Linked DNA regions of Homo sapiens: region 2 is linked to region 1. A link is an interaction called in ENCODE POLR2A ChIA-PET data of the cell type or tissue named here. Cell type or tissue: OCI-LY7. All regions are shown on one strand. Each heading gives the region's core, and the rest is flanking DNA. Links, peaks and the distances in the headings are about the cores only. Region 1 overlaps LOC105371870 (a long non-coding RNA gene). Region 2 overlaps PSMD12 (proteasome 26S subunit, non-ATPase 12).

Region 1 (15,905 bases), core at 975-5,974:
GGGAGGGGCGCCCTAAGACCTGTTGCGTGGAATGCCCACTTGGAAAGCCTCAGTAAACTCCAGAACGCAACTACTGCACGTTCCAATGTCCCGCCACCTTCCCAGTGCCCCAGGTGGGACTTTGACCACCTCAGCAAGAACTTACCTCTCCTTTGCAGTGGAAAAGAGGGAATCCTGCCTAAAACCTACTTCACGGTGTTAAATGTTTGTATTATTGGGAAATAACCTTAATTTATTGACCTGACAAGTCACTAGGTTTCAGCTTAGCCCAAAGGACGAATCATGATGACATTTCAGGCACCCTCAAACCTTATCACAGCGACTCAACCCTGAGTGGTTGAGGTCAGCTCTTCAGATAAAAGAAAGGTACATATTAATATTTATTGAGAGAAGTGACAACCGAAAAGTAATTTAAAGAAAAATAGTTGGCTGGGCGTGGTAGCTCACACCTGCAATCCCAGTCCTTTGAGAGGCCAAGGCCGGATGATAGCTTGAGGTCAGGAGTTCAAGACCAGCCTGAGCAACATAGCAGGACCTCGTCTCTAGAAAAATTTTGAAAAAATTAGCTGGGCATGGTGGTGTGCACCTGTGGTCCCAGCTACCCGAGAGGCTGAGGTGGGAGGACTGCTTGAACCTGGGAGGTGGATGTTGCAGTGAACTGTGATTGCACCACTGAACTCCAGCCTGGGTAACAGAGCAAGACCCTGTTTCAAAATTTTAAGAAAAGAAAGAAAAATGCCTAACAGGATTCTGTATATCAAATGGCTTATTTCAATCTAGTTAGGAAAATGGAACACATATGTGAAATGAAAATTAAAATACAAGAACTAATTGCCAAATAAATGCATTCAATACAATTTGGTTGAGCACTAAGGGTGACAAATGTGTATATGTCTCCAAGGACCAGGTAAGTAATGTAAGTCAATAAAGTAGGCAAGATGAAGACCTAGGCCAATGGAAATGCCCATATTTTGTTTGAAGAGGATAGCCAGGCACGGTGGCTCAGGCCTGTAATCCCAGCACTTTAGGAGGCCAGGTGGGCAGATCACTTGAGCCCAGGAGTTTGAGATTAGCCTAGACAACATGGTGAAATCCTGTCTACTAAAAATACAAAAATTAGCTGGGCATGGTGGCACGAGCCTGTAGTCCCAGCTGCTTGGGAGGCTGAGGCAGGAGAATTGCCTGAACCTGGGAGGCAGAGGTTTCAGGGAGCTGAGATCGTGCCACTGCACTCCAGCCAGTCTCACACACATACAAAAAATAATAAAACTTCATGTATGAAGAATTATCACAATTTGATGATTCCAGAAAGTCCACATCAGTGGCTTCTAACATACTTTGTGTCACAAAACCCTATTAGAAATGGATAAATACTGTGATCCTCTACCAAGGAAAAAAGTATGTATATAAACTTTTGTAATCTATTTCAATGGTTCTTGGACTCCTTGAAGTTTATATAACAGAATAAAAAGACTGAAGAAAAATAATGAAGTGCAATGTGTGGCCTTGTTTGGACCTGGTTTACTGCTAACAGTAAAAAGGTATCTCTAAGAAAACTAGGGCAAGTGGAATATGGACTGAGAATCAGATGATTAATTTGTTAATTACAGTTAATTTATTGAGTGTGATAATGACATGATGGTTATGGAAAAAATGTCTACATAGAGATACATACTGAACTTCTGGTGAAACGTGATTTCTGGGATTTGTTTTAAAACACTATAGGATTTCAAAAAGTGGTCAGTGACAACTGAACCAAGAGTGATAAATTTGGCTGGGAGCAGTGACTCAACGCCTGTAATCCCAGCACTTTGGGAGGCCAAGGCAGGCAGATCACTTGAGGTCAGGAGTTCGAGACCAGCCTGGCCAACATGGCGAAACCCTGTGTCTATTAAAAATACAAAAATTAGCTGGGCGTGGTGGCAGGTACTTGTAATCCCAGCTATTTGGGAGGCTGAGGCAGGAGACTTGCTTGAACCCAAAAGGTGGAGGTTGCAGTCAGCTGAGACCATGCCACTGCACTCTAGCCTGGGTGACAGAGCAAAAGTCCATCTCAAAAAAAAAAAAGTGATAAACTTTGATAATTGTCACAGCTGAATGATGGTTGCTTGGGAGTTCATTATTCTCTTCGTATTTGTGTAGTTTTAAATTTCCCATAGTAATTAAAAAAAATCAAGCCTCCCAAAACAGAACTACTGTCTAGATGAATTTTCTTGGGCCTTAAAGGCTTTTTTGTTTGTTTGTTTTTTTGAGACAGGGTCTTGCTCTGTCACCCAGGCTGGAGCACAGTGGGTTGATCTCAGCTCACTGCAGCCTTGAACTCCTGGGCTCAAGCGATCCTCCCTCATCAGCCTCCTGAGTAACTGGGAATACAGGTGTGTACCAATCTGTCTGGCTAATTTTTGCATTTTTTGTAGAGATGGGGATTTGCCATGTTGCCCAGGCTGTTTCTTGAACTCCTGGGCTCAATTGATCCTCGCCTGCCTTGGCATCCCATCACAGGTGTGAGCCACAGCACCTGGCCTTAAAGGCATTTTCCTATTCTTTACCTTCTTTTTCACTTGAACCTAAATATCCGAAGGACCTAGCAAGGTATATCTATTTTTTATTTAAATGAATGATTTCTTCCAGAAAGATCTGGCTGAAGGGAAGAGAGTGCAAAGAAACCATAAGCCTTTCAAGAGCAGGATACTGGTGAGAGAAAATAGATATAAAAAATATATCTATTTTTAATTTAAATGAATGATTTCTTCCAGAAAGGTCTGGCTGAAGAAAGGGAAGAGAGTGCAAAGAAACCATAATCCTGTCAAGAGCAGGATAGTGGTGAGGTAAGAGAAGAATCACAGAAAAGGGCTTGGGACCTGCCAGCGTTCTATCACTCTGTGCATATGTGGTCTTCACTATGTCACCTGGCACCCTCATGAAATAATCGGCTCATTGAACATGAGTTTAAAAACACATGATCTTTTAAAAGAGCAGTTCATCTCTATAGAATTCGGTGATTCTAAATACTAAAGCTCATTAGCCAGTTGTAAAAATTCAATTAATAGCTCATTTATGTGACAGTGTTTTGGAAGCCTCTATCACTTCCTTTCTGGTTTTCTCTTACATGCAACAATGCCAAGGTTACCAGATACATGACTCTCCTCGAGAAGTGAATTAGAACTGAATTAAGATTTTTTTTTTAAGAGAGAGAATCTTGCTCTGTCATCCAGGCTGGAGTGCAACAGCACATTGCACAGGGTAGGAAACAGGACCAGAGATGCAAAGTGACTTGTGGAGGTCACACAGTGAATTAGGGCCACAAGTGGGGCCAAGGAGCAGCCTGTCTCTGGCCAATGTCCTAGTTCCCCCCGGGTAAGTCCCCTGCCCTCATCACCTGTGCCCCTCCCCCCATATGCCACTGCAACTGGGAACCTGCTGGGAGCTGGAGGAAGGATGGGCAGAGGGGCCACCTGGCAGGCGCCCTGGCAGCCAGGGTCATCTGTCTTCTCAGGAGATGTCAGGACCTGGGCAGTCTCCTTCCTCTTTGGTCCTGGGGCCTGGTGGTGGCCCTTGGGCAGACCTACAGAGGCCTGGCTCATAGGTAAGGGGCTGCCGCACCTGCGCCCTCCTCAGCACACACTCTGTGCACTCTGTCTGAGCCAGACCCTGGGCCGGATGCGAGGTTCAAAGAATAAGGCCATTCCCCCACCTCCAGGGGCTCCGCTCAGACGGGCAGGAACCCTCCTACAGGACAGAGAATGTGGAGAGGCCGGGAAGTGCGCCACCGGGAGCCTGGGCAGGAAACGGAGGGGCGCTGCGGGGGAAGAGCGCTGGCATCCAGCCATCCATCCCAGAGAAGCTGCCTGCTGGCTGGCAGGGGCGCGAAACAGGAAACAGCCGTGGTCTCCTGCCCTGTCCGCCGGGTGCCGTTTTCCACCCTGGCCACAAGGCGGCGGGCTGCCGCTGCAGGAGCTCGAGTGAAAGCGGCACAGTCCTAAGGAAGCCAAACCAGGACGACCCGGACAGTCTGGGTGGACCCCCTGCTGCTGCCAAGTGCTTAGAAGCCTTACCTCGTTTAGGGCTCACAACCCTAATCCTTAGGTATTGTGCTTACACCAGAGGACGCTGGGCCTGGGGGAGCGTCCTCGCGTGTAAGTTAAGTGGCTGTCAGCAACTGGCAGGTGACCCAGCAGAGTCCAGTTGCCCTTTCCCTAGTCTCGAAACCTGAGCTCTGCATTGTAACGAGTCGAGCGGAGGGAACATCCAGCAGCGGGCCTACGGAGGCGTGTCTCTTCGTTTGGGCATCCCGGACTCAGTCCTGGCACATGGTGGGCATCAGTGTTCATGGTAATGACATCAGGCACAGCGAAAGAAATCAGAGGCTCCCAAGGTTCAGCGGTCATCTGTCCATCCCCTCCCTTTGGGCTAAAGAACAAACCGAGACCCTGAGAGAGGAAGGGAACTGCCCCTAGATCATCACACAGCTGGTGGCAGATGAAAGAACGGTTCTGAGCATCTCTTTTTCCCACTCGGGCTGCCCCTCCTTGAAAAGTTCCTAAAGTTCAAAATGTCAGGGTCGCCCAGAGTGTTCTGAGGATGTAAGCGTGTTTTTAAAACGTGCTTTATTTTCGATTTCCCTGATTAACACAACCGGATTCTGAAGAGAGAAAAAAAACAACCTCACCATAACCGGACGCCTTTCTGAAACAAACCCATCAATGTTGGAAGCACCCAAACAAACCCATCTGAAATGTTGGAAGCACCCTCAAAGGGAAGCAGACGCCTGAGTTTCACATCCACCCTCTCATCTGACCCCAGGCTCCTGGGAGACTGGCAAGGCTGTTGAGCCGGCGGCAAGCCCGCAATCCCCCGTTCCGTGCCCAGATGCGCTTCGGAATACAGAACAGCTGGGACTTGGAAAGAGACTATGGGGCACACACCTGCTGTAGGTCACATAACCTCCCAGCAGGGCTTGGGGCAGCAGCCGGTCATCGAGCTCATTTGCATTTCTGCAGCAAAACATGAATATTCACACAAGTTTGACAAATAAAGACCATCAACAGCCTCACATCAGTTCAAGCGCAATTTTGCCACCAATTGGATTACGAAAAACTTCTGGGCTTCCAGGCAGCTTTGGAGCTTGGGAATCGCAGATGAGGGACTAGGGGCTTGCACCGCTCCCGTTTCGCGGTTGGGGAGAGGGAGCTCATTCCAAGTCTTCAGACAGAGGTGGGCATCGTGCCCGACGCTGAGCGGAGCAGGTCTCCTCGCGCCCCGGCTCCGTGCGGGCGCGGTCCCCAGCGCGCCACCCCTGTTCCCCGCTCTCCTCCCGCGGCGGGCCGTGCACATCCTGGATGGCCTCGTAGACGGTCTCTGAGTCGCTGCGCGCCAGGGGCCGCGGGCACATCCAGGAACCCGCCACACTGCAGCCTTGAAGCTGCCGCTCCTTCCGAGGTGGCCGGCGGGAGGCGAGACGGCGGCGCGCGCCAGGTAGTCCAGGGACTGCGCAGGCCGCAAGTACAGGCAGGCGGGCAGGCCGGGCGCCAGGCTGCTGCGCTGGGTCGCGGCGCCGCGTTGCGAAGGGCCGCACAGGGAGCTGGCGCGGCCTCGGGGCTCCGCGGGGGTGCTGTCGGGGCCCGCTGCCGCCGCCGCGCTCACAAGCCGGTAGTCGTAGGTGAGCGGCTCGGGGGCCGAGGGGACTGTTGGGGGGACCTGGCGGCGCGGCAGTGGCAGGTTGTCTCGTCCGGGCGTTCCCGTTCGCGGGGAGGTCATTTGCCCAGCGCAGGCAGCTCGCGCACGTACTGCGCGGGCAGGTAGAAGGGGTGGCCGCCAGGCTCGCGCCGCACGTGCCACCAGTGCTCCGTGCTGCGCCGCAGCAGCCAGTAGCGCTCATTGGGCCAGATGGCCACGCGGCGCCAGTCCTTGCGGGTATACTCGAAGGGGTGCTCCACCACCAGGTAGACATCCCCCTCCACATACGCCGGCATCGTGGCCGCGGCGTTTTTCTGCAGGCAACAAGGAGGAGGGCCGTGGAGGTCAAGACCACCGAGCCTGGAATAGCCCCGCACTCGGGGACAGACTTGGGTTCGAGTCCCGATGCTGCATTCGCCGTTCGCCTTCGGGCCTGAGTTTTTCCATTTCTAAAATGGGGACTTGAATAAAATCACATGTAAGGCTTCCATTCTTACACTCAGTGCTGGAATTACGACAACCTCTTCATTCCGTGGGGTTGATTCTAAGATTTCAGCCTCGCTTCAGTCCTGCGGTGGGGAGATTGTGGGTAGTCTTGGTCCAAATCGACTGCGAGGGAAACTTTGGTTTTAAAACGAGGGGTGATTGCCCGCTCTGAGGTCGACACCACGCTTACTCAGGTGACTGAGCCTTAGTTTTCCATCAGTCAAGTGGGAAGAGCAGCCCATTGCCAGCCGCTCCCCGGGCCCTGTCCCGCCTGGACGCCTCCCGCCCGCAGAGAATCCGCAGAGTCCCGTAGCACCGCCTCCCTCCAGGAGCCTGCGCCCCGGCCCCTGGGTCAGGGTTGGGATGCGGGCTCTGCAGACGCCCCGGAGAACAGCTTTACCTGCGGGCTGTCCCTGCCCGGTTTAGTCCAAGGGCCTCGGTGTGAGGGCCTCCGCTGTCAAGGCGGGGGAACCGGTTCTCTTGGTTTCTCTCTCCTTCCCCAGAGGCTTCAACGCAGACGTGAGCCCCAGCCGGGCCCGCCCCGCCCCCTGCTCTCCGGCTCTCACACCGCACCCCCCCCGAAAAAGGCTGCCCACCTGCCCTGGGACCCCCCGGATGCCTCCACGAGAGTGGCCCCTGGAGAATGCACTCTGAGACAGTGACTATCCGTGCGGAGTCCCAGAGCAGGGGCCCCCAAAGCTCTCCGGAGTGGTCACAAGCCCCGCTCCCGCCCCGGCTCCAGTGTGTCAGGGATGGGGGAGAGCCTAACTAAATCTGCCTGCACCCCTCCACCAAAGCCACGAGTCGGTGGTCTTCTCCGGAAGTGCATGGCCCCTCCAAGCTCCCACACTGACCACATCTCCTCCTGCCTCCTAAGGTGACCCGGACCAGGGGCCAGGAGACCGCCGCTTGCCGAGGCTGAGGGACTGAAGGAGCAGGGTCCAACCAGGCCCCCCGTAGGGCTCCTTCGCCACTTTCTCAAGCGTTCCTCGACGAGGAAAAAGTGTAAACTGAGTCACTAAGCACACTGGGTCCCGGAGGCGGGGTCATCGAGCTGCCCAGAGCTGGACCAACAAACCCCAAGGAGGACACTGCCCCGGCGCCCCTTCCCCATGGACCCCGCAGCGCACTCACGTCGGCTGGGCGGGCCTCAGGGAGCCCAAGGGCCGGGGGGGGCCGAGCCGGCAGGTTAGGCCCCGACCATCGCCCTGGGCGTGGCTTCCAGGGGCGAAGCCGGAGAGGCTGCACGGAACCGGAGCTGGCAACGGGAGCTAAGAGGGACAGGGACACTCAGGAGTGCTGTCACCGATACCCAAAGCAGCTGTGTCTGGGCGGGGCGAGGAGGGGCCAGAAGGCCTCTGCTGGGGACCTTGGGGGCATGGGGAAGACAAGGCCCGAAGCAGAAGGCCGGGGCCTGGAGCCGGGAGGGCTGCGTCTGAAGGGGTGCTGGCTGATCGCTAGCAGAACCCAAGGAGGGTGGGGCCGCCCCTGCCCGGCCTTCCCCCTTCTCCCCTCACCTGGGGATTTGCTGTCCCTGCGTCCCTGCGTCCCTCCCGCACGCGGCTCTGGGAATGCTGGGCTGGGGCTGGTTGTCTTGTCCGGGCGTTCCCGCTCGCGGGGAGATCATTTGCACCCTGAATCCCCCACTGCGAGCACTTCCAACCGGACTGCAGACCGCCAGCTCCGGGCCCGCCTCCCTCACCAGGGCCTTTCCCCGCACAGCCCGGCCGGGCTTGGAAAAACTCCGAGCGGGATTCCCAGCGCAGGGACGCCCACCAGGCGCGGTGTCTCGGGCTGGATAAGAAGGGGACCCGGCCACGGCTCCTTCCCCGACCTGGGGGCACACAGAGAAGGAGAGAGATTGGTGGGGGGGGCGGGGTGCCGGGAGGATCCCTGGAGCGCAGGAGCGCACCAGTCGCCAGGAGGTCTCCTGCGTCCACCGCCCAGGCGACGCAAGATACAGAGGCGTCAACGCCTGGGTGGGCGTTGGGGGCCTCCCTGCTGCCCTCCAGCCCAATGGAGGGCAGCCCTTCGCCTACCTTCTCCTTCGCGTGGGATGCGGCCCGCGCAGATCCTGCCCCAGCGCGGAACTAAGGGGAGCAGGCGCGCGGAGCTCCCAGGTGCGGACCAGCCACCTGCCGCACCCTTTCCTCCCCCACCCTGTCCCCTTCCCCACCCCCTACCCCCACCCCTAACCCCACTTCCCACCTCAACCCCCGCTCGGCGCCTCACTCCCGACCCTGCCTGCCCGGGCAGCTCGGGGCGTCCGCTCGCCGGCCTCGCCTCCACTTGCCCCGGCAGGCGCGCGTGGGCTCGGCGTTCCGCGCTCCCTCCTCGACCGCGCGGCTCCCGCGCTGCCAGGTTTCCTGTATAACAGTATAACCAGGGAGGCACCGGCGGAGAGCGCCTGGCAGAACTTCCCGGACTGGGTCTGGGCTGCAGTTGACAGAGACAATCCCCGGCGCACTGGCTTCCTGGCGCCGGGCCAGCGCCTGAGGAGCGAAGACGCCACCCCCTCCCCTGCTGCACTTCCCGGGATCCTGGGCCACACCTGGCTGTCTCCAGGGAGGAAGAGGCCGCGGGGCTGAGATGGTGGGACTGGGGATGGCGGGAGTCTCCCCCGCAGCTTCTCCTGGCCAGATTGCCTTCCCACCATCCCCCAGTCCCTCTTGATCCTTGTGGGGAAAGAGGGCCACCCTCCAATCCGTCCACAGGGTAAGCTCAGAACAACCTCCTGGAGGCCAGGAGTCCAGCCCCAGGGCCCTCTGCCTTGGAGGTCTTCTGTTTGGGAATTATCTGCCTCTCTGGACAAGCTGCCTTGCCCTGATCTGAGCCTGCGCTCACTCCACACATCACAAGCCCCAGCCCCAGCAGACCCCCTGCCCTCAGGGGCCCCAGGAAATTGTTGTGCCTGTGGACCTGGCTGTGTGTGCGCAGAGCTGGCTGATTCAGGCTAGTGTTCTGGGAGGAAGAGACGCCCGCACCCCAGGCCATGGCCCCTCTTGACACCACCTCCTGGGGGTCCAAGGTTGGGTGGGAAGCTGAATCTGGCCACACTCGTTCTGGAACTCCCTTATCTCTATATGTTTGCCCCCGCTAGGCGTTGCCCACCCGTTGAATCCACACTTACTCTGAGAATCTCAGTGTGTCTGAGACCTGGTGGCACCTTGGGACCCTCCAGGGTGGGCACACAGCAGAACTCAGCATTGGTCTAAGCATTGACCTGCTTAGAAAATAGTGACTGGAGGAATCTTCTCTCCCTCCCTACCTTTTAGGTCTCTCCCCACCTGCACACAGCCAGGCAGCGGCTGGCAGTAGTGATGGTCTTTGCGTGGGGTCAGGCATGTATGATGCCCCACTCTGCTGCCTGGTAGGCCTTGGGAGTTCTGCCTTATCTCTGCAGCTCAGCTTTCTTTCCTATCAACGGGATAGTAACACCCACCTCACTGGATTATTGGGAAGATTAAATGAGGTCCACTAAGCAGTGCTTACCACATGCCTAGCGCACACCATATATCAGCCTTTTTTTTTTTTTTTTTTTTTTTTGAGACGGAGTCTCGCTCTGTTGCCCAGGCTGGAGTGCGGTGGCACAATCTCAGCTCACTGCAACCTCCACCTCTGGGTTCAAGTGATTCTCCTGCCTCAGCTTCCTGAGTAGCTGGGATTACAGGCACCCGCCATCAGCTATTTGATTTGAGCTATTATTTGAGCTCAAATCAAGGAAACTTGACTTGAAAATTAAATGATTTCTTTGCTTTATAAGTTAAAAAAATGGTTTAAAAGTTTAACAAATGGTTGAACTAAAATGAACAGAGCCTCAGTGACCAGTAGGAGAATTCTGAGTCTACCATACGTGTAACTGTAAAAGGAAAGGAAAGAGATATTTTGGCAAGTAACTCCTTGGCAAATATTTGGCAAATATCAAAAGAGGCTGAATTAAAATTCTGGTAGAATTTTTAAAATAAATTGACAGGTGAATTCTAAGATTTATATGTATACGCAAAGGATCTAGAATAGTCAGGACAATTTTCATAAAGACTAAGAAACTGGAGGATTTGTTTTACAGAACCTCAAGTTTTAATATAAATATACACTATCAGGAGACACTAGTATTGGCTAAGGAAAGAAAAATAGACCAATAGCATAGAATAGAGATTACCGAACTAGACATACACACATATATGTTTAATTTACTTTTGATAAGATGCCAAGCAAATCTATGGGTAAAAGAAAGAGTTGCCACATGGTGCCGAACTATATTTCCATATATTAAAAAAATAAACCAACCTTCCATGAAATGCAAAAATTAACTGAGTGGATAATAAGCCTAAACAGAGGGCTAAATAACTGTATGTCTTCTAGAAGAACGCATTGGAGAAATTACTTCTGACTTTGGAATATGCAAATGTTTCCTAAAGAAGGCACAACACCTACAAAATGTGTTTTAGAATGATAAATTGATTGTATTAACATTGTAAACTTTTGCTCATCAAAATACGTGGAAAAAATAAAAAGGTGGCCGGGCGCGGTGGCTGACGCCTGTAATTCCAGCACTTTGGGAGGCCGAGGTGGGCAGATCATGAAGTCAGGAGATTGAGACCATCCTGGCCAACATGGCGAAACCCTGTCTCTACTAAAAATACAAAAAATACAAAAACAAAAACAAAAAACATTAGCTGGGCATGGTGGCAGATGCCTGTAGTCTCAGCTACTCGGGAGGCTGAGGCAGGAGAATCGCTTCAACATGGGAGGCAGAGCTTGCAGTGAGCCGAGATGGTGCCACTGCTCTCCAGCCTGGCAACAGAGCGAAGTCTCTAAATAAGTAAATAAATATCAAAAAAATAAAAAGCCAGAGACAGAAAAAAATTATTTGTACTATATGCATACCTGACAAGTGACTTCTATCCAGGACATATAGTTTTTCTACAAATCATTAATAAAAAGACAACTTAAAAATGGCAAAGTAAGTGAGCCATATTGGCTTTCAAGGGCTATAGGATATTACGAGCCTTATATAAATACACAGATACACATTATTAAATATTTCATTGACATTTTCATGAATAAACCAGAAAAGCAACTTATTAGTTTAAGATCAAAATAATTGGAGTCAAATAATTCCAAATTATAACTATATTTTTGCCACTTCCTCAAAAGCCAAAATAGAGATGAGATTATTTTATTTACTACTTCATGTATTTTCTGATAAAAAGAAAGGTGCATATTAAATAGTATTTAAAAATAACCAAAGGACATGAAATTAGTATACCAAAGGGATAGCCACACCCCCATACTTATTATATAGCATTATTCCTAATAGTCAAGATATGGAATCAACCTATATGTCCATGAAGAGATGCTTGGATAAAGAAAATGTGGTCTATATACACAATGGAATACTATTCGGTCATAAAAACAATGGAATTCTGTCCTTCCTGGCAACATGGATAAACCTGTAGGACATTATATTAGGCGAAAAAGATCAGGCACAGAAAGATAAATACTGTATGTTCTCACTCAAATGTGAGACCTAAGTAAAATTTAAGCTCATGAAAGTAGGGAGTAGGATTGTGAGTATTAAGATGCTGGGAAGGGTAGGGAAAAGGAGGATGGGGACAGTTTGGTTAATGGATACAAAATTATAGCTAGATGGAATGTTTTATGGTGTTCTACAACACTGCAAGGTGAATATGGTTAACTGTAATTTATTATATATTTTCAAAAAGCTAGAAGAGAGGATTCTGAATGTTCACAACACAAAGAAATGATAAAGTGATGGATATGTTAATTACTCTGATTTGATCCTTACATATTGTATAGATATATCAAAATATCACTCTGTATCCTGTAAGTATAATTACTGTGTCAACTAAAAAAAGGAAAAAATAAGTATTCTATACATTGAACAACGATAAAAAGACATTCAAATTGGCATATACATATATCTGTTTAATAACTTTAGCTACATTATATGCTTTACTAAGCATTCAAGTCTTTTCATTTTATACTCAATTTATACTCTCATTTCTCAATACAAGCAATAAAGTTTCATTAGCATCCTGGTATCTCATAATTATCAATAATTACTATTTATTAAGTTTATAGTCTATACTACCTTGTTGGTAGACACAAACTATTTTGAGACAATTTATAGTAGGGTGGAGAACACTTAGAAATAATGTTTTGCCAATAAATCTATGGAGGATTCATCACAATGGAGGAAATTAATTGGAAGGTTCAGAGGAACATTCAGTTCTTTATCTGGATGGAGTATGGTAGCAAAGGAAATTGTTCATGTTAATAATCGATACAGAGCCTTTGCTTTTAAATGTTATGTTATTGTGGATTATGCTGTGCTTGGAAATAAAAGTCACCATCCATACTAATAATTATCATAGTGACTAGAGAATCAAGAAGAAAAATACTACAAAATAAAGTTTGACTATGTAAAAGTAATAGCAACCCAGAGTAAACTCATATGAACTCCTACCTATTCAATGCCTTAAAAACTATTTATCTTATTAAATGTGTTAAACATTTGCCATAAATTATCATCCCAAATTTTATAAATGCTAAGCCTTAACATTGACTATGCATGTGTGCTTATCAGCTCATGTAACTCATTATTTTTTAAAATTCCACTTATGAGAGCGAAGGCTAGTTCAATTCTCTACATGGCAGGGGGTTAGAGATAGGGTTAAACTGACAGATTAATTTTCCAACTTCTATCAGAATTGAGTCTCAAAATAGGAGTAAACTTCAGTTATTAAATATGAAGAAAGTTATATCTGATTTAGTTCCTGCCTGCTTTTCTTTCCATGAACCAAATTCTATTCTTCATAAATTCTACCCACTGGTGAGGATTATGCAAATGGAGAAATATGTACTCTACATTGGAAAATAATCTGTCTACCCTCTGATTTAAACTGCTAACTATTCTAAATGTCTTACACTATTCTCTGCTAGTCAGATTGGATCTCTTGTTATCTGTCCAAAATGGTAACTGAAGTTACTGAACTCTAAACATTTTTTATTCATTGAATGCCATTGCAAAACCTTTTAAACATCACTCATCTTGGGTTCAAACATCCCAGCATCCTTACAAATAAACTTTCCTATCTTGAAACTAAATTTCTTTTTGGTAGCTTTAATTTAGTCTTAAACTAAAAACAGAGTTTATTTTCTGATAATCACCTGTTTCTACATCACATTCATATTTGAAAATGTGTCATGAACTAATAATGTATAGCATAATAATTTTAACATTTAATTGCATTGATCAAAAATACACCTTTAAAAATTGGCAAATCTTATAAAATTACAATAAATCACTTTCTAATGAATGCATAAATCTTATATAACGTTTTCAAATTTGAGATTATAATGAAGAATAAATTTTCATGTGGTTTTAGATTTTAACTCTTAATTTTACTTTTATAATGTTTGAAATTGAAGTTTGACCTCATGGCTAATTATTCTTAGTTATACTGTATTTTACAGTATTTGAGATATCTGAAAAATCAAGAATTTGTTTTTCTAAGGGCTCTGTGGTTTTGAAATAGGATTGTCATACTCTACACCATAATTATTTATGTAAAATCTTAATGTAAATTTGCATTAGATGTGGGTTATTAAACTAATTTAGGTATGACAGCTATACTATTCCAAATAATATGAATTCCAAAATTCTGTTTGGAATGAAATTCAAGAGCAATGAGAACTTGACATAAAGGCTAATTTTATAATAATCATCGGTTGATAAGGCATTAGAAATATTAATTTTCTGTACTTTTACTATGACTCATTGGAACATAATCTCAATTATGAATCCACATTCATATACCAAATAATATATATTAATATGCACAGTTGATCATGGTGGAAAATATACATATATTAGTTTCTGAAGAGTTTTGAAGAAACCAATAATAAAATGCTAGAAAATATGTATGAAATAACCAGATAGATGATGTATTAGAAGGCAAGGAGGAGCAAGTCACGTCTTACATGGATGGCAGTAGGCAAACACAGAGAGCTTGTGCAGGGGAACTCCTTTTTTTAAAACCATCAGATATCGTGAGACTTATTCACTATCATGAAAATAGCACGGGAGACTTGCCCCCATGATTCAATTACCTCCTACCGGTTCCCTCCTACAACATGTGGGAATTCCAAATAAGATTTGGGTGGTGACACAGTCAAGCCATATCAAATGGATAGATATAGACATATTTTATACATCTTTTAAATGTGATGCTTCCTGTTCACTTTTGGCACAGGCTGTAGGTCTCAAACTAATGCCAAAAATACCCCTATTATAGTTACTGAACCTTCATAGGGTAATCATTCTAGTTTGCTCAGGATAGCATCAGTTTATGCTCATGGAGTAGAAGACAGAATATTGCTGAAGTATCAATTCCCTCCATTGGAGCCAAGTTTGAAGAGGCTTTGTGATAAGATTTAATGGGGTGCTGGGCGCGGTGGCTCACGCCTGTAATCCCAGCACTTTGGGAGGCCAAGGCAGGCAGATCACCTGAGGTCAGGAGCTTGAGACCAGCCTGGCCAACATGGTGAAATCCCCTGTCTACTAAAAATACAAAAATTATCCAGGCATGGTGGCACACAAGGCAATTATCTATAAACCCTGTGACAAGACTGGTAGCCTCAATTTTCCTCTCATATATAACAAACATAACTCATAATTTCCTGTGGTTCCCACTGACCAAGCTCACTGACAGCCCAGAAGACTTGTGCTGGAAGAGCAGCATTATTAGTAACCTTCTCTTCATACCAACTGAAATAAGGAGGAATTAGCTATTTTTTGGCTGCTTGGGTCTTCAAAGTCCTACAAGCTGTCCTTGAATGATTGATACAATACAATTTGCATCTGGAAAGCATTGAAAAAGAGAGGTAGGTTATCACTGGTTACATTATCATATTATCCTCATGTTAAAAAAAATTTTCTGCTTATGTGTATCTCTATATCTTACACTCCTAGAAAAGATGATGGCAGAATTTAAAGCACCAAGTGGTGACTTATCAAACCCATCCCTATTTATTTTAACGCAACTATAAATAATAGTGCTTGGTTAAAAAATCCAGGACAAGGCCGGGCGCGGTGGCTCACGTCTGTAATCCCAGAACTTTGGGAGGCCGAGGCGGGTGGACCACGAGGTCAGGAGATCGAGATCATCCTGGCTAACACAGGTGAAACCCCATCTCTACTAAAAATATAAAAAATTAGCCGGGTGTAGCGGCGGGCACTTGTAATCCCAGCGACCCGGGAGGCTCAGGCAGGAGAATGGCGGGAACCCGGGAGGTGGAGCTTGCAGTGAGCCGGGATCGCGCCGCTGCACTCCAGCCTGGGTGATAGAGCTAGACTCCGTCTCACAAAAAAAAAAAAAAAAAAAAAAAAAAATCCAGGACAAATGGTATATGTATGTATACATTTTTTATCTGAAAATTGTTTATCACATTCACAAATGAAACTATTTGAAGTAATATTGCTGCAGTTTCCATGGAAACAGATATGTGGTTGACATTGGCCAATTAGTTGAGCAATTCATTCCTATAACAATCAAAAAAAGTTTATTTACATGGCATATCAATATTATAACCATCAATTTTCCCTCAATTCTTTAATAATGAAAAGATCAAATTCTGACAAATGTAATTTCAGTTATGAAACTATGTTATATGATGGTGCATTTAAATTGAAATAAAAATTAATTTTGATACTTTAC
Region 2 (15,905 bases), core at 1-5,000, 860 kb after region 1:
TCAGGAGATCTGCCCACCTTGGCCTCCCAAAGTGCTGGGATTACAGACGTGAGCCACTGCGCCCGGCCAAGACTTTAAAATTTGAAATGGATATATAGTTATTCCATGATTGTTCAGTTTTTGTCAAAGTTTCCATTATGTCCAGTCTTGCATATAACTTGTTGTACAACTCTTTTAGGCTCTGAAGAGTGTTGTACTCTATGTTATCCTGGCTCCTTTTGACAATGAACAGTCAGATTTGGTTCACCGAATAAGTGGTGACAAGAAGTTAGAAGAAATTCCCAAATACAAGTAAGTACTTTTGAAATTAGCATGATATATCTCAGTCGAAACACCATTTTGAAAGAAAATTGGCTAACCTAAGTGTATACTTCTGTGTATACTTCTTTTTTTGAGATGGAGTTTTACTATTGTTGCCCACACTGGAGTGTAATGGTGTAATCTCAGCTCACTGCAACTTCTGCCTCCTGGGTTCAAGTGATTCTTCTGCCTCAACCTTCCGAGTAGCCGGGATTACAGGCACCCGCTACCATGCCGAGCTAATTTTTGTATTTTTAGTAGAGACAGGGTTTCACCATGTTGGCCAGGCTGGTCTCGAATTCCTGACCCCAGGTGATCCGCCCACCTCGGCCACCCAAAGTGCTGGGATTACAGGCTTGAGCCACTGCGCCTGGCCTAAGTGTGTACTTCTTAATTGGTTACTGATAGCGTATACTAGAGAATAAAACTAGAGAGGATAACGTGGTGGAATTTTTTTTTAGCATTGCATCAGCAGTAAATGAGATTATAACATACTTTCTTCTAAATTGCTTATCAAGTGGAAGTTTCATATCAGGTCTACATTTGCAGCTTTTGATTAATTATTTGATAGAGTTTCATCATTAGTAGTTTAGAGCTTTGTGATTTTCAGAAATACATACTTGTGAAAATCTATTATATAAAATAGACTTGCTTCATCATAAACACAACAGGCTCTTATTTCTGTTTGTTTCATGAGTACATTTACATTCAGTTATTTCAGAAATTGACAGTGCAGAAGAGAGCAGAGTGTTAAGTGGGAGAATGCTGTATTCTGAACTACTGTGGGAAAAATGGTAATAAAGTTGGTAAAATACACAATAATCATATGGTGTCTCATTCTACTAAATAAAATTTAACGAAAACAGTCTTTGCTGAATTTTTTGAACTTTGCTATTATATTAGTTAATACTTAATTTTTACAGATTTGGAATATTAAGATGTATACAATTTTCAGGGATCTTTTAAAGCTTTTTACCACAATGGAGTTGATGCGTTGGTCCACACTTGTTGAGGACTATGGAATGGAATTAAGAAAAGGTTCCCTTGAGAGTCCTGCAACGGATGTTTTTGGTTCTACAGAGGAAGGTGAAAAAAGGTGGAAAGACTTGAAGAACAGAGTTGTTGAACATGTAAGAATCTGTCATAGAGATGACAATTTTTATTTTAACCTTTAGTGAATTTACTTTTTAGAATTAAATTTTGGCAATTTTGAGCATAAACTATTTCATTTGTCACATTTGATAACCAAATGTTCATTTAGGATGTTATGTGTTTAATTCTTCACTTAGGATATTTTTTTTCTATGCCCACTGTAGTAGTGATGCACATTTGGTGTTCAGATGTTTACTCTGCATTTCCCAAAGCATATTGGAATGTATCTCACTCATCTTGGGTTTTTTCCCTATTTTTGGCTTTTCAGAAAAGATAGCTATATTTTAGCTTGCTTCATTGTGAGAGAACCTCTTAAGAATCCAAAATTTATAGTATATAAACCAGACAGAATTTCCGAAGAATGGGGGCAGGAGGGTGTTTCTCTCTTAATATTCACTAGTCTTGGAAGCAGGTAACATGTCTTAAACCTGAACTTTGATCTTTTTAGTATCACTGCCGTTATGTTGTATTATGTTGCCATTCACTCCTTCATGTAACAAACTTTATTGTGAGCCTTCTGTGTGCCAGACACTTTACAAAGCACCAGGGCACACAGGAGAATAAGACAGTACCCTCCCTAGGCCGGGCGTGGTGGCTCACACCTGTGATCCCAGCACTTTGGGAGGCTGAGGTGGGCAGATCACCTGAGGTCAGGAGTTCGAGACAAGCCTGGCCAACATGGTGAAACCCCATCTCCACTAAAAATACAAAAATTAGCCGGGCGTGGTGGCGCACACCTGTAATCCCAGCTACTCAGGAAGCTGAGGCAGGAGAACTGCTTGAACCCAGGAGGCAGAGGTTTCAGTGAACGGAGATCACACCAATGCACTCCAGCCTGGGTGACAGAGCAAGACGCCGTCTCAAAAAAAACAGACATTACCCATTACTCTACCTTTAATAAGATTAAAAATTATAGGGAAAGACGTACTTATAAATAAAAAGAGTATCAGATATTGTAGTACAAGTATCTAGAGAGCAGAGGGAGGCTTATGGGAAACTTTGGTAGTTCTACATGGAGAAATGATCAGGTCGGATGAATCGATGATTGAGGTGAGGTTTGTAAGAGGAGTGTGAGGTTATCGGGCAGACAGGAACAAGGGAGGGCAGCCTGCGCACCAAGTCCCTCTGAGAGTGAGTGTGGAGAATGCATTTGGAGAGATAGGAGACTAGAGAAGACTAGTAAGGTGAGAGATACATGGATTTTAAATAAGGCAGTAGCCAACGGATTAAAGACTGCTTGGAATGGGATTGTTTTAAGGAAGGAAATCAATAGAATGCAGCCATTGATTAGACTTAAAGCATGAAGGAAAAGGTTAGATTTAAAGGATAAAAGCACAGAGAAGAATGCTTCTCGTGCTTTCTGATGTGTTGGTGTTGCCATCAGCCCTGATAGAGATGGGAGAAGATGTAGCTTCTTCAAAGATTGAGTTCATTTTTCTCCCCACTGTTCCCCCACCTTTTTTTGAGTGCTATTGTTAATAATACTACCAATAAGAACAGTAAAGGGGAGTCTCTGTGTCTTAACTTCAGCACCATCGCCAGTTGAAATTAGGAAATTTAATTTGAAGCTATCTTTAAGTCATTGGAATAATGGTAAAGTGATGAGTATTTGAAATGATGTCTAATCTTTTTTTTTTTTTTTTTGAAAGAGAGTCAGTGTAGCTCTGTCATCCAGACTGGAGTACAGTGGCACAGTCATAGCACACTGTAACCTTGAATTCTCGGGTTCAAAGAATTCTCCCCCCTCAGCTTCCTAGGTAGCTAGGACTATAGGCATGCACCACCATATTCAGCTAATTTTTAAATTTTTTGTGGGGATGGGGTCTTGCTGTGTTCCCAGGCTGGTCTTGGTCTCCTGGCCTCAAACAGTCTTCTTGCCTCAGCCTCCCAAAGTGCTGGGATTACAGGTGTGAGTCCCTGCACCCGATCGATCTCCAATCATTTTTTAGATTTTAGCCTTTAAAACATTTGTGTTATAATTAGAAAATCTTAACTTTAGATTCTTGCACTCAGCAAAAATATTTCAGTACAATTATAATTTTTAACCACTAGTTAAGACAGGCATATATTTTGACTATATATTTAAAGAGCTGTGTAGAATATTCATAGTAATTCAGAATAACTACAGAAACCAAAATATCTAAGTATTTAGTTTTGTTATTGAAACTTAGAACTAGCTTTGCTCCAGTGATGGACTGTAGAAAAATAAAAGCTCTGAGTCTAACATTTTAAGTAAACTTACTTGGATATGAAAATAAATGGACTTTTAGACTTACTGACAAATGTTACGTGTTCTCCCTGCTCTCTATCCTCTCCCCAGAATATTAGAATAATGGCCAAGTATTATACTCGGATAACAATGAAAAGGATGGCACAGCTTCTGGATCTATCTGTTGATGTAAGTAGTAATCAACTTTGAGTTATTTGTAGGCATTCCTTTTGAATGTTGACTTGTAAAAATTGAGTAAGAAAATCAATGTTATGATTTAATTTTATGTTTAGGTAATAGAGTAATAGTTTCCCAAGCAATCTTGAGTACCAAAAACTAACTTAAGTATCAAGTGATCCTAGGTCTTGTTGGAACAGTGTTGTCTTTAGGTCCATGTTTCTATGTTGACAAAATGCATAGCACACAAAGAGGAGTTAACCCAAGTGTGTAGTAATGGCCTGAAAGCCATTTCTGTCCCCAGAAGGATCTGTGACAGTTTAGGTGGTAAGACTCATGGAACATTAGAGTTGGAAGGTTTGTTCCTTGATCAGCTTGTCAGCTCTTGTCACTTATGAATGAGAGTACCAGAGTCCTTAGAAGTCAAGTGTCTTGTCCGTGGTACATACTTGCCAAGTAGCAGAGCATATATTCTAACCCAGCATTTCTGGAAACAAATTAACTGTACCATACTGCCTTTTAAGGGGAAACTTTGTAGAAAAGGGAGTAGACCAACTTGCCGTTGGCATGGATACCAGCAGTATTGAGCTTGCAAGGAGGCAGATTCAAACTCACCCCTGACTGAGTCTACTCAGATTCTATTCATTCCCTAGACTATCAGTAAAATAAGTACTTATTATAGGAAGTCAGCAGTTGCTAACTCTTTTTTTTTTTTTTTTTTTTTTTTTGAGGCAGAGTCTCACCTTGTCGCCCAGGTGGGAGTGCATTGGTGCGATCTCAGCTCACTTCAACCTCTACCTCCCAGGGTTCAGGCGATTCTCCTGCCTCAGCCTCCTGAGTAGCTGGGACTACAGGCGTGTGCCACCATGCCTGGCTAATTTTGGTATTTTTAGTAGAGATGGGGTTTCACCATGTTGCTCAGGCTGGTCTTGAACTCCTGACCTCAAGTGATTCACCCAATTCAGCCTCCCAAAGTGCTGGGATTACAGGTGTGAGCCACCACACCCAGCTGAGTGTTACTAACTCTTAAGAATGAATTCCCCTGCATATTCTTGGATGAAGAGTTCAGAAAATGCTTTTCTGAAGTTTTGTTTATTGTCTGTAATTTATCCTGTCTTAATCCAATTTATCTTTCTCTCTTGCAGGAGTCCGAAGCCTTTCTCTCAAATCTAGTAGTTAACAAGACCATCTTTGCTAAAGTAGACAGATTAGCAGGAATTATCAACTTCCAGAGACCCAAGGATCCAAATAATTTATTAAATGACTGGTCTCAGAAACTGAACTCATTAATGTCTCTGGTTAACAAAACTACGCATCTCATAGCCAAAGAGGAGATGATACATAATCTACAATAAGGGTCTTAGTGCTTTAGAAAAAAGTTAAAATTGGAAGTCATTAAAAAAAGACTGTTATAATGGTGTATATGTTGGGGTTTTTTTTCTAAGCTTCTTTGTCTTAAATTTTAAAATAGTGAATATGTTTGAGACTCCCTTTGACCTTTCAGTTCCCCAAGTTCATTGTTAACTTTGCATTTGCAATTGGTGCAAAAATACAGATTTCTGTCGTCTGAATACACAAAAAGTTGTGTCATAACTTACCCAGATATGTTTTTCTATCATTTGAAACCTTTTTAGCTACTGTTTGTTTTCATTCAACTAACAAACATATTCCAATAATAAAAGCAGTATATACATATTTCCTTTCTACAGTTACCTCTGATTCTCAACATTTTGTGGGGTAGTGATTTGGCAAGTGTTTTTTAAATAAAACAAATCTCATTGTAAAGCTATCAGTCATTTAGTAGAATAGAAAAGCAACATAGAGCATACAAGAACATTTGGGATAGAGTTGTGATTTGTGAAGAATTTGTACTTTGATATTGTGGCGGAAAGTCTAGACTGAGTGTGTATGCTGGTAAACTGTAGACTTTTTTTTTTTTTTTTTTGAGTCCGGCTGGTTCCAATCACAGTAGCTTGATTGCTTTCAGCCCTCATCCTCTCACTTGATCAGTTGTTCAACAGAATCAGCTGACATAATTGACACAGTTTATTGGGTGTTAAGTCCGCTCTATAGGGATAGTGACTACTTTTTTTTTTTTTTTTTTTTTGCTCTTCTTCCTCTCCCCTTTCTTTATATGGGTTTAAATTTAACATAAAGTTGTTTTTATAAGGCTTATTTGTGGCTTTAACTTGTAAGTCTGATTACATCATTATTGTTCCAAATTCATTATCTCTGTAGGAACTTTTAGTTCCATTATATGAACACTGGATAACCTAATTTTTTTTAATGCTTTAAAAAAATGGCAAAAAGACGTCAGGCCACCCTCATAGTAAGTGGTGTAGTATTAAAATATTTTCACGGAATTAAAAGTAGCTTGCTGTCAAAGAAACACCTGAGATGAATTGGTGTGAACGAATTTTGCAAGTTTAATTTGATTTATTTCAGAGAAAATAGAAAAAACAATGTTAGAAGGTTATTTAAAATGATACTTAAATAAAGAAAGTGTGAGGTCTACTTTAAAAAAATTCAAATGAAGAGAAAAAGAAAAACAGCATTCTAGAAATGGCATTTCTCCTAATTAATTTTCCACTTAATGGAAGATTATCAATTGTCCTATTTTATGATCCCAGGACTGAAGACAGTTGTGGGATATCTGTCATATTTATCCTGTGAGTCATTGTGAATAATGACATACAGTACTGAAGTAATCTGATTTTATTCTTTGGAAATTCAATGCATTGGTCACACTAATAACATCAACATCTGCTATCACTTATCTTTTTAAAACTAACCAAAAAAGGCCGGGTGCAGTGGATCCCAGCACTTTGGGAGGCCAAGGCGGGTGGATCATCTAAGGTCAGGATTTCGAGACTAGCCTGGCCAACATGGCAAAACCCTGTCTCTACTAAAAAAAATACAAAAATTTGCCGGGCGTGGTGGCGTGTGCCTGTAGTCCCAGTTACTTGGGAGGCTGAGGTGGGAGAATTCCTTGAAGCCAGGAGGCGGAGGTTGCAGTGAGCCAAGATCACACCATTGCACTCCAGCCTGGGTGACAGAGTGAGACTCCGTCTCAAAAAAAAAAAAACAAAACTGGAAAGTTCAGAAACAGAAGTTCACACTAACAGAGTATGGTTTTAATTTTCCTTTGAATGAAAAGGATAGAAGATAAAATTGTGTATTGTTAACATGTAAATAAAATTGGAGCTAATTTGAAACTAGCTTCTCAATAACTTCATCTTTCTAGAGACTCATTACCTGTGGGCTTGTCAAACCTGGACTATTTGGCCAAATAGGTTGCTATAGAGATTGCAAGTGTTCCTCCTCTTTATTTTTTTCATATTTTTTGAGACGGAGTTTCACTCTTGTTGCCCAGGCTGGATTGCAGTGTCACGATCTCGGCTCACTGCAACCTTTGCCTCCCATATTCAAGCAGTTCTCCTGCCTCAACCTCCCAAGTAGCTGGGATTATAGGCGCCTGCCACCACACCTAGCTAATTTTTGTGTTTTTAGTAGAGATGGTTTCATCATGTTGGCCGGGCTGGTCTCAAACTCCTGACCTCAGGTGATCCACCCGCCTTGGCTGCCCAAAGTGCTGGGATTACAGGCATGAGCCACTGCACCCAACTCCTCTTTCGTCTTTCTTTAACACACACTAGGCTCTTTGTGTATTATGATTCAGTGCTATTTGTAACTGTGTCCCAGTGACCAAATTGCACTCGACTCGATCAGCTGTTCATCCATTTCGTGTTTTTTCCTGTCAAACATTAATCCAGCAAATATATGAGGTATTTACCAATTTATTTTCTTAGTATTACAAAATAATTCATTAGCATAAAGTACAATAGTGAAATATTTGAGTTGTTCGGAACCTCAATTAATCCTGTTTTACATTTCAGACCTAAAGCTGGCAATCAGGAGAAGAAGCACTTTGTTTTAAATGTGGAGAAGATAACACTTGATTCCATTTCATTGTCATTAGTGTATTAACCAGCAGGAGAGGTGATGAGCCATTTTTCAAATGAAATACCTTTTATTTCCATATAATTTTTTTATTTTAGAGTTCAATAGCTGTTTCTATGATTATCCTCAATTTCCATATGTTACTGAATCTGAAAAACATCTTTAAAATTCAAACAGTTCCATTTTCTCTCTTGTAAGTGTTAAATGTGATAAAAGTACATATTTTAAATTGTTTTCAGCTCTTGGATATAGCAGCAATAAAAACACTAATTTGTGGGTATTTAAGAAAACCTGGAGAATAAACTCATACTTTAAAAGATCACTTCTCTTTTCAGTTCTCATTGTCTGAAACAAAAAGCCATAATTTTCATTTTTACCCCAAATCATCTCTCTCTAAACCTACTTTTTTGTTTTGTCTTTTAAGACTTTATTATATTTTTAGAGCAATTTTAGATTCACAGCAAAAGTAAGTGGAAGGTACAGAAATTTCCCATATCCTCCTTGCTCTCACACCTCCCTCATTGTCAACATCCCCCACAGAGTGGCACATTTTTTACAGCTAATGAACCTGTTTTGACACCATTATCACCCAAAGTCCGTAGTTTACGGTTCATTCTTGTACATTCTGTGTGTTTGGACAAATGTATAATGGCATGTATCCACCATTATACTACCATAATACTTCACCGCCCCACAGTTCTCTGCCAGTTCATATCTTCCTGCAAATCCCCTGACAATTGTGAGTCTACGGTTTCCATAGTTTTTCCCTTTTTCAGAATGTCATATAGTTGGAATCACAGTAGGTAGCCTTTTTTTTTAGATCGGCTTCTTTCACTTAGTAATACGCATTTCCATTTCCTCCACATCTTTTCATGGCTTGATAGCTTATTTCTCTTTAGTGCTGAGTAATATTCCATTGTCTGGTTGTACCACAGTTTATCCATTCAGCTCCTGAGGGACACCTTGCTTATACATTTTGGCAATTACAAATAAAACTAAACATCTGTGTGCAGGTTTTTGTGTGGACCAAGTTTTCAAATCCTTTGGATGAATCTGAACCTGCCTTTTAAGCGGTGACAAAACACCTTGCACATGTTTCGAAAGCCAGCTGACGGACTTTGCCCCTCCTAAACTCCCGATTTGGGGTTGGTGGCTTAGGCCGTGCTTTATTGGGCACCTGACAAGTGGTTCTTCATCTCAAGGCCCATCAGAATATGCGCGGGGCTTGTTACACACAGATGCTGGGCTCCACCCCCAGATTCACACTCAGTCGGGATGGAGCGGGGCCCACGAATTTTAATTTCTAACAAGTTCTCAGTACCCGAACTACTGGTCCATGGACCGCACTTTGAGAACCACTCTTCTTGACAACATGGGTAGTAAGGACTAGAAAAGAACTGAAATGTGTTGGTGTTTTAGATGTTTAGGGGAAAAAAACATGGATATCAGTTAAGGTACATGTGGCGGTAAAGCTACAGCGAGATGCTCATCCGGAGCCCGTTGTTTTAGGAGTTTAGTGGTTTGAAAGTCTGCTTCCATACTGCCTTCTGTGATGCAGAGAAATGGTCTTGGCATTTTTGAGAGGATATTAAACAATTTTCCTAACTTAGAGCTTTATTTTTTTTTATTTTTTATTGTTTTTATTTTTTGAGACGGAGTCTCGCTCTGTTGCCCAGGCTGGAGTGCGGTGGCGCAACCTCGGCTCACTGCAAGCTCCGCCTCCCAGGTTCACGCCATTCTCCTGCCTCAGCCTTCCGAGTAGCTGGGACCACAGGTGCCCGCCACCACGCCCGATTAATTTTTTTGTATTTTTAGTAGAGACGGGGTTTAACCATGTGTTAGTCAGAATGGCCTCCATCTCCTGACCTCGTGATCCACCTGCCTCAGCCTCCCAAAGTGCTGGGATTACAGGCGTGAGCCACCGCGCCCGGCCCTTTTTTTTTTTTTTTTTTTTTTTTGAGACGGAGTTCCTCTCGTCACCCAGGCTGGGGTGCAATGGCACGATCTCGGCTCACTGCAACCTCTGCCTCCGGGGTTCAAATGATTCTCCTGCCTCAGCCTCCTGAGTAGCTGGGATTATAGGTGTGAGCCCCCATGCTCGGCTAATTTTGTATTTTTAGTAGAGACGGGATTTCACCAGGTTGGTCAAGCTGGTCTTGAACTCCTGACCTCAAGTGATCTACCCACCTCGGCCTCCCAAAGTACTGGGATTACAGGCGTGAGCCACCACGCCTGGCTTTTTTTTTTTTTTTTTTTTTTTTTTGCTTTTGAGACAGGGTCTCATTCTCACCCAGGCTGGAGTGCTTACTGCAGCCTTGAACTCCTGGGCTCAAGTAATCCTCCCATCTCAGCCTCCCCAGTAGCTGGGAGTATAGGCGTGTGCCACCATGTCTGGCTAATTTTTTAAGTTTTTTGTAGAGGCTGAATGTGGTGGTTCATACCTGTAATCCCAGCTACTTGGGAGGCTGAGTCAGGAGGATTGCTTGAACCTGGGAGGTTGAGGCTGCAGTGAGTCATGATTGTGCCGCTGCACTCCAGCCTGGGAGACAGAGCGAGTGTAGAGACAGGGTCTCACTATATTACCTAGGCTGGTCTCAAACTCCTGGCCTCAAGGGATCCTCCCACGTCAGCCTCCCAAAGCGCTGGTATTACAGGCATGAACCACTGCACACAGCCTGGAGCTTAGTATTTAGTATATGGAAAGAACTGAATGACATTTCTTTGAAGTTTCCAAGTTTCATTATCTTGCTATTCTTACTAAATTAGGGACCATGTTTATCTTTGTAATCCATCATTTGTTACATAGTAGAAACTTAAGTGCTTGTTGAATTGCTTAATCTTTTTCAACCCTTCATTATCACACCCTGCTGGAATTTTGTTTCTATCTTCATGTCCAACCTTACATTACTCTGAAAAGTTTTTTCCCAAGAGTATATCCACCGTAAAAAATAGACTGGGCATGGTGGCTCACACCTGTAATTTCAACACTTTGGGAGGCCAAAGCAGGAGGATCCCTTGAGGCCAAGAGTTCAAGATGAGCCTTGCCAAGATAGTGAGATCCCCATCTCTACAAAAAAATTTAAAATGGCTGGGAGGGAAAAAACAATTTGCTATAGCTCAGATTAGCCTAGCATAATGGTACGTACCTGTGATCCTAGCTACACAAAAGGCCCAGGTGGCAGAATCACTTGAGCCCAGGAGGTGGAGGCTACAGTGAGCTGTGATTGTGTTCCCAGACCAAACCACAGGTGGGGCTGCTTATTCTCACGGCCCAGTAACGAGATGTAAATGAATTGGGAAAGAAGGCAGTTTATTTCTGTAACAGGGTACAGGGTAAAGGTCTGGAAAATATCGCCAGACCAACTCAAAATTACAGAGTTTTCCAGAGCTTATATATACCTTCTAAGCTGTGTCTACGTGTAAGTAGCATTCATCTAAAGACATAAGTGATTAACTTTTTTTTTTTTTTTTTTTTGAGACGGAGTCTCACTCTAGGCTGGAGTGCAGTGGCGTGATTTCGGCTCACTGCAAACTCCGCCTTCCGGGTTCACGCCATTCTCCTGCCTCAGCCTCCCGAGTAGCTGGGACTACAGGCACCTGCCACCATGCCCTGCTAATTTCTTGTTTTTTTTTTGTTTTTTTTGTTTTTTTGTTTTTTTTTTTACTACAGACGGGGTTTCACGGTGTTAGCCAGGATGATCTTGATTTCCTGACCTCATGATCCGCCCACCTCGGCCTCCCAAAGTGCTGGGATTACAGGCGTGAGCCACTGCGCCTGGCCATAAGTGATTAACTTCTAATCATTAACTAAGATCTAAGTCCTGAAGACCTTCTGGAGCCTCAGTAAATTTACTTAATCTAAATGGGTCCACGTGCTGGGGTGACTACCCTTATCTTGTCTCCTGCTAAATCACGGAGGTTTGGGGAATTTCTTCAGATGCCCCAATAAACTTGTTTGTGGAGGTCTGGGGAGTTTCTTCAGCGCCCCCCTCCCGCCCCCCCACCCCCCGAATAAAGCTTGTTTAATTCTAAACGGGTACTGTTAAGAATTTCTGCGTTATCTTGTCATGCTTTAAGGCCTAGGAAGGGCCTGGGCAAAACTCTTGATGGGCTTTTATTATGTTCCAGCCTTTGTAGAAGGGCGTTGGCTCTCTCAGCTTTTAATATTGAACTTCACCACTCAGTCAGTGCTGAAACAGTTGTTACAGAGGCCTGCGTTAGTGAGACCTGGCCTGCCACAATCGCACCACTGTACTCCAGCCTGGAGAACAGGGCAAGACTGTCTCTTAAAATAATTTAATTAAATGAAAGTAAACACTCAAAGTCTCTAAAACATTTCCCAAATTGTAGCTTCCAAGATTACATTGGTTTCTTCAAGTTTTCCAACATGAAGAACAGTTTAATAACAGTCTGAAATGCCCTGTTTAAGAAATAGGACTCAGCTTCCCTTTGTAGTTCTTCCACTCTCCGCCCCTCAGATACTTCTAACTCACTGGAAGGAGATATTCTACCACTTTCCCATATTTCTTTCATTTTATTTAGTGAACACTGTGGTCTGCCACCCAGCTAGTCTCCTTCAAGACTGAAAAACAGTCCTGAGAGTGTTAATGACCCATAGCTGAGTGTGTCCTCACCCGCTTCCTCCACTCCCCGTGATCACCTTCAGCTGAAGAGAGCTACCTCCCTTCCAATGACAAATTGATATAAGAATATGAAGTCCTGGTCCTCTTGCTACAATTTGGGACAACTCTGAAGGGCCATTTTAGCTCTGGAGAATTCCCGCAAGATTGACTGAGGCCTCTGTTACAACCATATTGTGGTTCAACTCCTCCCTCTTCCCAATCCTCCTTCCTTCACTTGCTTATGGGAGCTGATCTCCCAAGCAAGCCTCAATAAGCTCTCTGTGCAAATATCCATTTCAGAGTCAGCTTTTGGGGGAAGCTGGTCTATGGAAGCTAGGTCCCTATGATAGTTGGTGCTGGAAGTGGTCTGAGAAAGCTGACTCAAAAAACTGGATTTCATAGCCAGCTTACCAACTGGCCAGCTGGCAGTGAGAACCCCATCACTGGTAATAGGTGGAGCATGTACAGCCCCCAGCATATAGTAGGGGTGCAGTTGTTAAAACTGCTGGTGAACTAGGATGACTGATGAAAGGTATATTATTAGTCCATTTTCACGCTGCTGATAAAGACATATCTGAGACTGGGCAATTTACCAAAGAAAGAGGTTTAACTGGACTCACAGTTGCATGTGGCTAGGGAGTCCTCACAATCATGGTGGAAGGCAAGGAGGAGCAAGTCACATCTTATGTGAACGGTGGCAGGCAAAGAGAGGGCTTGTGCAGAAAGACTCCCATTATTATTATTACTATTATTTTTTGAGATGGAGTCTCACTCTGTCACCCAGGCTGGAGTGCAGTGGCACGATCTCAGCTCACTGCAACCTCTGCCTCCCAGGTTCAAGTAATTCTCCTGCCTCAGCCTCCTGAGTAGCTGGCATTACAGACGTGCTCCACCACGCCCAGCTAATTTTTGTGTTTTTAGTAGAGACTGGGTTTCAACATGTTGGTCAGACTGGTCTCAAACTCCTGACCTCATGATCCACCCGCCTTGGCCTCCCAAAGTGCTGGGATTACAGGCATGAGCCACCGCGCCCAGCCGAGACTCCCATTTTTGAAACCATCAGATCTCGTGAGACCCATTCACTATCACGAGAATAGCACCAGAAAGACCTACCCCCATGATTCAGTCATCTCCCACCAGGTTCCTCCCTCAACACTTGGGAATTATGGGAGCTACAAGATGAGATTTGGGTGGGGACACAGAGCCAAACCATGTCATTCCATCTCTGACCCCTCCCAAATCTCATATCTTCACATTTCAAAACCATTCATGCCTTTCCAACAGTCCCCCAAAGTCTCAGCTCATTTCATCATTAACTCAAAAGTCCACGGTCCAAAGTCTCATCTGAGACAAGGCAAGTCCCTTCCACCTATGAGCCTGTAAAATCAAAACCAAGTCAGTTACTTCCTAGATACAATGGGGGTACAGATATTGGATAAATACAGCCATTCCAAATGGGAGAAACTGGCCACAACAAAGGGGCTACAGACCCATGCAAGTCCAAAATCCAACGGGATGGTCAAATCTTAAAGCTCCAGAATGATCTCCTTTGACTCCATCTCTCACATCCAGGTCACGCTGATGCAAGAGGTGGCCTCCCATGGCCTTGGGAAGCTCTGCCCTTGCGGCTTTGCAGGGTATAGCCCCCCTCCTGGCTGCTTTCATGGGCTGGCATTGTCTGTGGCTTTTCCAGGTGCACGGTGCAAGCTGTCAGTGGATTTACCATTCTGGGATCTGGAGGACAGTGGCCCACTTCTCACAGCCCCACTAGGCCATGCCCCAGTAGGGACTCTGTGTGGGGACTCTGACCCCACATTTTCCTGCTGCATTGCCCTAGCAGAAGTTCTCCATGAGGGCCCTGCCCCTGCAGCAAACTTCCGCCTGGATACCCAGGCATTTACATACATCGTCTGCAATCTAGGCAGAGATTCCCAAACCTCAATTCTTGACTTCTGTGCACCCACAGGCTCAACACCACATGGAAGCTACCAAGGCTTGGGGCTTGCAGCGTCTGAAGCAACAGCCCTAGCTGTACCTTGGCCCCTTTTCATGATGGCTGGAGCAGCTGGGATGCAGGGCACCAAGCTTCTAGACTGCACCCAGCAGAGGGACCCTGGGTCTGGCCCACGAAACCATTTTTACTCCTAGGCCTCAGGGCCTGTGATGGGAGGGGCTGTTGCAAAGGTCTCTGACATGCTCTTAACACTCACTTCCTTGTTACTCATGCAAATTTCTGCAGCCAGCTTGAATTTCTTCAGAAAATGGGATTTTCTTCTCTCTTGCATTATCAGGCTGTGAATTTTCCAAACTTTTATGCCGTGTTTCCCTTTTAAAACTGAACGCCTTTAACAGTCATCTCTTGAATGCTTTGCTGCTTAGAAATTTCTTCCACCAGATGCCCTAAATCATCTCTCTCAAGCTCAAAGTTCCACAAATTTCTAGGGCAAGGGCAAAATGCCACCAGTCGCTTTGTTAAAATACAACAAGAGTCACCTTTGATCCAGTTCCCCATCTCCATCTGAGACCACCTCGGCCTGGACCTTATTGTTCATATCACTATCAGCATTTTTGTCAAAGCCATTCAACAAGTCTCTAGGAAGTTCCAGACTTTCCCACATGTTCCTGTCTTCTTCTGAGCCCTCCAAACTGTGTGAAACATAAACCACAACAGGGGTAGAAACATATCCTTACCCTCTGCCTGTTACCAGTTCCAAAGGCGCTTCCACATTTTTGGGTGTCTTTTCAGCAGCACCTGACTCTACTGGTACCAATTTGCTGTATTACTCTGTTTTCACGCTGCTGATAAAGACATGCCTGAGACTACGAAATTTACAAAAGAAAGAGGTTTAGGCTGGGTGTGGTGGCTCACACCTGTAATCCCAGTATTTTGGGAGGCCGAGGCAGGCTGATCGCTTGAGGTCAGGAATTTGAGATGAGCCTGGCCAACCTGGTGAAACTCTGTCTCTACTAAAAATACAAAAATTAGCTGGGTGTGGTGGCATGCACCTGTAATCCCAGCTACTCAGGAGGCTAAGGCAGGAGAATTGCTTGAACCCAGGAGGTGGAGGTTGCAGTGAGCCGAGATTGTGCCACTGCACTCCAGCCTGGACAGCAGAGTGAGACCCTGTCTCAAAAAAAAAAAAGAAGAAAGTAAGAGGTTTAATTGGACTCACAGTTCCACATGGCTGGGGAGGCCCCACAATTATGGTGGAAGGCAAGAAGGAGCAAGTTGCATCTTACGTGGATGGTGGCAGGCAAAGAGAGGGCTTGTGGGGAGGGACTCCTGTTGTTAAAACCATCAGATATTGTGAGTCCTATTCACTATCACAAGAACAGCACGGGAAAGACCTGCCCCCATGATTCTCACCAGGATTCTCCCACAACACATGGGAATTATAGGAGCTACAAGATGAGATTTGGATGGGGACACAGAGCCAAACCATATCAGAAGGGAATGAATGACCTTTAAGTAATTTTGTGGAAAT

What was found. ChIA-PET counts read pairs that join two places held together with the same protein. Peaks named below come from ENCODE experiments on the same cell type or tissue, not always from the same donor. Only the 100,000 strongest peaks of a DNase experiment are listed, where the experiment ranks them.
Region 2: POLR2A ChIA-PET joins it to region 1 with 5 read pairs; 2 of 35 experiments call an interaction of 5 or more read pairs at or near these places.

What each region holds. Positions count from the first base shown.
Region 1 is chr17:68,188,988-68,204,892 of GRCh38, reverse strand. It overlaps LOC105371870 (a long non-coding RNA gene), which reads right to left. Exons shown (of 4, transcript XR_934937.4): 4 at 10,217-15,905. It also overlaps the pseudogene ARHGAP27P2. Among named protein-coding and RNA genes, the nearest start is that of AMZ2, 51 kb to the left of the region's middle. RefSeq lists an enhancer at 3,779-4,595 and silencers at 5,252-5,331, 5,342-5,481, 5,512-5,601. In OCI-LY7, for the core only: CTCF peaks have their summits at 3,729 and 3,928 (motif pointing right); DNase peaks (open chromatin) are centred at 3,642, 3,942, 4,711, 4,965 and 2 weaker places; H3K4me3 peaks cover 2,292 bases; H3K27ac peaks cover 2,488 bases.
Region 2 is chr17:67,330,131-67,346,035 of GRCh38, reverse strand. It overlaps PSMD12 (proteasome 26S subunit, non-ATPase 12), which reads left to right. Exons shown (of 11, transcript NM_002816.5): 8 at 179-291; 9 at 1,256-1,430; 10 at 3,773-3,850; 11 at 4,984-8,120. The coding sequence ends at 5,193. Among named protein-coding and RNA genes, the nearest start is that of PSMD12, 28 kb to the left of the region's middle. RefSeq lists an enhancer at 14,439-15,279. In OCI-LY7, for the core only: no CTCF peak of the experiment used is centred there; no DNase peak of the experiment used is centred there.